2 separate regions of the Homo sapiens genome follow, and region 1 is linked to region 2. Evidence: read pairs that join two places in POLR2A ChIA-PET (ENCODE). Cell type or tissue: PC-3. All regions are shown on one strand.

Region 1 (2,500 bases), 54 kb before region 2:
GCCCCTCCCCCAGCCTCACTGCCTCCTTGCAGTTCTATCTCAGACTGCTGTGCTAGCAGTGAGCAAGGCTCCTTGGGCATGGGACCCTCTGAGCCAGGCACGGAATATAATCTCCTGGTGTGCTGTTTGCTAAGACCATTGGAAGAGCGTAGTATTAGGGTGGGAGTGTTCTGATTTTCCAAATACTGTCTGTCACAGCTTCCCTTGCCTAGGAAAGGGAATTCCCTGACCCCTTGCACTTCCCAGGTGAGGCGATGCCCCGCCCTGCTTTGGCTCACACTCCATGGGCTGCACCCACTGTCCAACAAGCCCCAGTGAGATGAACCCAGTACCTCAGTTGGAAATGCAGAAATCACCCGTCTTCTGTGTTGCTCACGCTGGGAGCTGTAGACTGGAGCTGGACAGCATGCAGGTGTGCAGTGGCCCCACTACTGGAGGGGTGGGGTGCTTCTGGTGGCAGCAGCCCTGGGCAGGTGGCTCCCAGGCTCTGGAGAGCATGCACTTGGGCTCCCTCTGTTCTGAGGGTAGCCTTCCTGTGTGGTGCACTGCCTGCTCTCTGTGTGGCCATAGGACACTGCATGGGCTAGAGTGCTGAGGATCCAGCCAAACCACTGGGTCCAGATGGTGTTGTGATGCTAAAGACCTCTGGGTGGACATGGGGGCAGCTCAGGGGGTACTCCATGGATGTGGAGATGCAGGGGATATTGGGCTCCAGGGCAGAATGTAGTCTGGTGGAGGCTGGACTCTCAAAATGGTGCCATGCCATAGCAGCTTGGGTCTTAAGGAATGAGAAGGATCCAGCATTTCCTCTCTAGGACAATGCAGTCATGTATACTCCAGGCAGCTCCCTGTACTAGTCTCAGGGCCTGTGAAGGCCAAGGGGTTCTCTCATGACCAGTATTGCAGGAGTCTGTGGTGGGAATGTGGACTGTTGGGAATCTCTTGCCTATCTTTTCCCCACAATGGGGAGTTCCTTCTGGCTTTATACCAATCTTAGGTGGACCAGCTGCTTTGCTTTCCCCACCTCCATGCTTCAAAGTGTCCCTACCACTTCCCTGCTGAATTCCAGTGTATTATCCTAGATGCACTATTCGACGTGTGGTTATCTGTTTGCTGTTTTGGTCCTTCTTTGTGGAGGAGGCAAGTGCTGGGTGCCTCTATTCCTGCTCCAACAATTTATTATCTTCTTCAGACCTATATGCTATTTTCATGGCAAAAGGCAGAAGAGCCTTAGGTTTGATTCTGTCTCTTCCACTGACCAGCTGTGAGAATGTGGGTGGAAGTTTGCCTTTGTGAATCCTGGTTTCCTCCTCAGGAGCCTCTTGCAGATGGAGGTGTGTGAAGCTTGACCAGATTACATGTAAAGTAGGCAGCTGTTTGCTGCCCCTTTCCTATGTATTTATTTGTTTTTTGAGTTGTTTGTTTTTGAGACTTTGGATACTACATTTACTTAAAGTGATTATACCCAGACTCATCAACTCCTTTCCTCTTATAAGCTGGAGCTTAATGTTTATCTGGAGTTGGAAAGAAGCTGATGCCTCATAAATCCAAGCTCTGATCGTCTTATAGCTTCATTAATATTTTCCTGAAGGATGAGATGTTAAACCTACGCTTCTGATAGGTTTATAGCTTTGTGCTTGGGGGCTAGTGTCAGGGAGAGATGTTCTATTTTTATCTCTTTTTTTTCCTTTGTTTTGATTGCTGTTCTGTAAAGGATCTTGGCTGTCCAGAGCATATTTCACTCATTTGGCTGGGATACTTTCTGAGTGGTACAGAGATAACCAATTGTGTAGTTTATATTGAAACTGAAAATTTTGCCTCCCTCAAGAATATTATAATCTTCACTTATTGTTTGAGGCTCCATTGCTTTTGAATAAATACAGAATGTGTTTCCTCTTCCCCTATTCAAGTGGGCAGTTATTTAAATGGACTGTAACAGGAGTTTTCTCTGTTTGCATTGGGAGCCATCTCAAGTTTACATCCAGAAAACCTAATAAAAATTTGAGCTGCAACAACTGGGTGGAAGCAGAGGAATGAAAGAAGTTGTTTGATGAGGATTTTGCCAAATGATGGCACAAGGCTGTTGCTTGCAGAAGGACTTAGCAATTTCTCAGGAAGGGGGAGTTTGCTGCTGCCCACTCCAGTCTTTCTGAAGGTTCAGATGACCATTAATCCCTCTTGCAAAACTATCCCACACATGTGAGGTGGTACATCCTTATACACTGGCCTCACTTAGGGTGCATTTCTCGTAAATTCTCCTTTCCCCTAACTCAGTGTGATACAAAGCTGTTCAAAATTATTATAAACAAAACCAAAACAAAACAACTGAAAATCTCATCAGAGTAGATGTCTCCCAGAGCTTATACAGTAATATTTATCATTTTGCCAATTTCCAGACAGGAAAAAATTCTACATTTGTTAACTATACATTGTGTCATAAATCAAAAGGGAATGTTTTCTTTCTAAGATTTCTCCACTGTTTTAGTTGACTGGAGCACAT
Region 2 (2,500 bases):
ATCTGGTCAGAATGCAGATTCTGCCTCAGCAGGGCTGGGGTGGGCCTGAGACTATTTCTCATGAGCTCCCAGAGTTAGTGGTGCTGCTTGTTCCCCACCACGCTGTGAGCAGCACTTATCTGAGACACACACACCATCCCAGTCTCTGCAATGCAAGTGAAGCCTACACATTTCAGAAATGTATGAACACTGTGTTAAAGGGAGAAAATGGTTCATGAACAGTTTATTCTTTCACTGTGGGTGAGTAATGATAACTTCCTAATTGGCCACCATATTTATAAGGACTCCAGAGGGGAGGCGGAAGAGAGTATAAATGACAACTGTCCAACAGGCAGAATTGAACATTTTTTTCCATGGGACTTGAATCTATTTTGAAAGCATCTGTCATGTGTCCTGTTGACTTTATGATTATGTCTCAACTTAATCGGTCCTTGGGGAATGAGAAGTTTAGAAGATTGTCCCCAGTATGACTTAAGCAATTCAGCAGTATTCAGGAAGTCTAATAGCCAAATAACAGCAAATACAGCTACCTTTAGACCAGGTGCTTTACATACTTAGTCTTATTAGTCTTCACATCCTACAAGGTAAGTGGTGGGACTCTCTTTTGTGGTCAGGTATATCTACTGAGAAAGACTAATGGCATGCCTAAGGTCATTACCAAAGTAACTGACAAATAAGATGTGAATCCAAATGTGTGACTCCAAAGACTTCCAGTCTCCTGCCCACCGTTTCTGCTCTGTTAACTAGTCACCTTTTCCCAAAGAGTTGTGGGGAAATTATTGAGAAGAAAGCCTAAAATCCTACTTCAAATGTTTAAGTTGAGAGACATCTTTTCAGCACTAGGATTGTATTATTAGGGACTGCTTTCCATCAAGCTCATTTAAGACAGAGGAGTTTCAGTGATTTTCCTTCTACCCCAATTGTCAACTCAAGCTTTGTGGCTTTATAAGACACCACGGCAGTGTTGGAGCAGCTCTGCAGCGGCACCGGCTTCTGCAGAGGCTCCCTGCCTCCACCTGAAGGTCAGCAGCTGCCCTGGTGAGTCTTCGGATCTTGTGGGCAGGAGCCTCAGAACCAGGAACACAACAACCACTCAGAAACCCCTGGCCCAGCGTGCAGGAGCCCACACGCCTCAGGACTGGAGACAGCCCGAGCTCAGGACCCGGCATAACCATGTCAGAGGCTAGCGATTGGAGACTTTCAAGGCGCTGCAAATAAAGGAAATTAGACTGGAAAAGTACAAACGAGAGGAAGCTGGAGCCAGGGTTAAAACCAATGACTCACCTCTACCAAATTCATGATGACGATAAGTGGAAAAAAAATAAGCCTGAAATGGGAAGGGTGGTGCCAAATGGGCCCAAAACAAACACGGCTGAAGAATGGAAGGTTTGTTTTCACTTTGCCAGGGATTCCAAATGTGATCAGAGATAGAAACAAATGCAGCCCTTTCCCAGCCTTAGCGAGGCCAAGCCCATGGGGTGTTGGGTCAGAGGGGAGCCTGAAGGGGAGAGGGGGGAGGAAGAAGCTCAAGTCAGCACACAGCTGCAGAACCCCCACCTTCTCCTCCTGGGGGGAGTAGAGAGCTACACCCCCTGGCGGCTGTTGGGTTTGTCAGAGCTTGACTCTGTCCAGATGGCTGCGCACCCGGGTTGAGAGGCCCTGGGGAGCACCAGCACTCTTCCCTCCAAGTCACTGGAGCCCTCATCCATTAGGGACACAGAACCAGAAAGGAGGAATGTTTCCTCTGCAGCTTTAGTTTGACCCCACCTAGGCTGAGTCTTTGGTCTGTTAGTTCATGTGCTGGTTATGACTTTTTGAAAATCTTGGACCACATTTATGACTCTTAAGCAATTTAGGTACACATAGTCCACAAGAGCCAGCCTCCCCTGGTCTACCTGAAATGTGTGTAAAGCATTTAATCTAGGAAAGCCCTAAGCTGATGGGCCCTGGGGTGCTGGCCTATTGCTCCTGGGTGGCCCCTGGTAAATCATGAACCTTTGGTGCCTGTTTCCTCATCTGTAGTGCAAGATTTGTGCATGTGTCTCTTTCTCTTATGGGACTTTTATAGAGAAAAGAAAATGAGGGAAAAATATGAATATCTGTAAGCTTTGAAAAGAACTAAAAGCACAGCGTGAATTAACAGCAGTCCCATATTCATGGGGTTTCTGTTATAGAGGTGGAACCTTGCTAGACTCTGGAGAAAATAAGAAAGGATAAGTTAGTCCTCAAGAACCTTCCAGAGATGGATTAATCCTCACTGAGGCCATCTGCATTCCTTTGGTGGCAGAGTAGTTCCTGGGTAGGTATTTATAAATCATTTCAGGCTTAAACAGGATTAGAGGTGCTGTGCTTTTAAATTGTTTTAATTTAGAGTTTTTACCAGAAATTATTGTATAACATTTTGAGGGTAGCACAAGGAAATGGATTGCCTTTGCTGTATGGTGCCTTGAACACATCCCACAGGTTTACTTTTTTGCTATATGTTTTTTTCTGCACCCAA

Evidence for each region. ChIA-PET counts read pairs that join two places held together with the same protein. Peaks named below come from ENCODE experiments on the same cell type or tissue, not always from the same donor. Only the 100,000 strongest peaks of a DNase experiment are listed, where the experiment ranks them.
Region 1: POLR2A ChIA-PET joins it to region 2 with 8 read pairs; 8 of 35 experiments call an interaction of 5 or more read pairs at or near these places.

What each region holds. Positions count from the first base shown.
Region 1 is chr5:10,777,878-10,780,377 of GRCh38, reverse strand. All of the region lies in intron 2 of CTD-2154B17.1 (a long non-coding RNA gene), which reads left to right. Among named protein-coding and RNA genes, the nearest start is that of CTD-2154B17.1, 7.9 kb to the left of the region's middle. In PC-3, no CTCF peak of the experiment used is centred here; no DNase peak of the experiment used is centred here.
Region 2 is chr5:10,723,983-10,726,482 of GRCh38, reverse strand. The region is part of intron 2 of DAP (death associated protein); the gene reads left to right. Among named protein-coding and RNA genes, the nearest start is that of DAP-DT, 36 kb to the left of the region's middle. RefSeq lists a silencer at 4-167. In PC-3, CTCF peaks have their summits at 1,384 and 1,592 (motif pointing left); DNase peaks (open chromatin) are centred at 582 and 1,392; H3K4me3 peaks cover 1,602 bases; H3K27ac peaks cover 2,500 bases.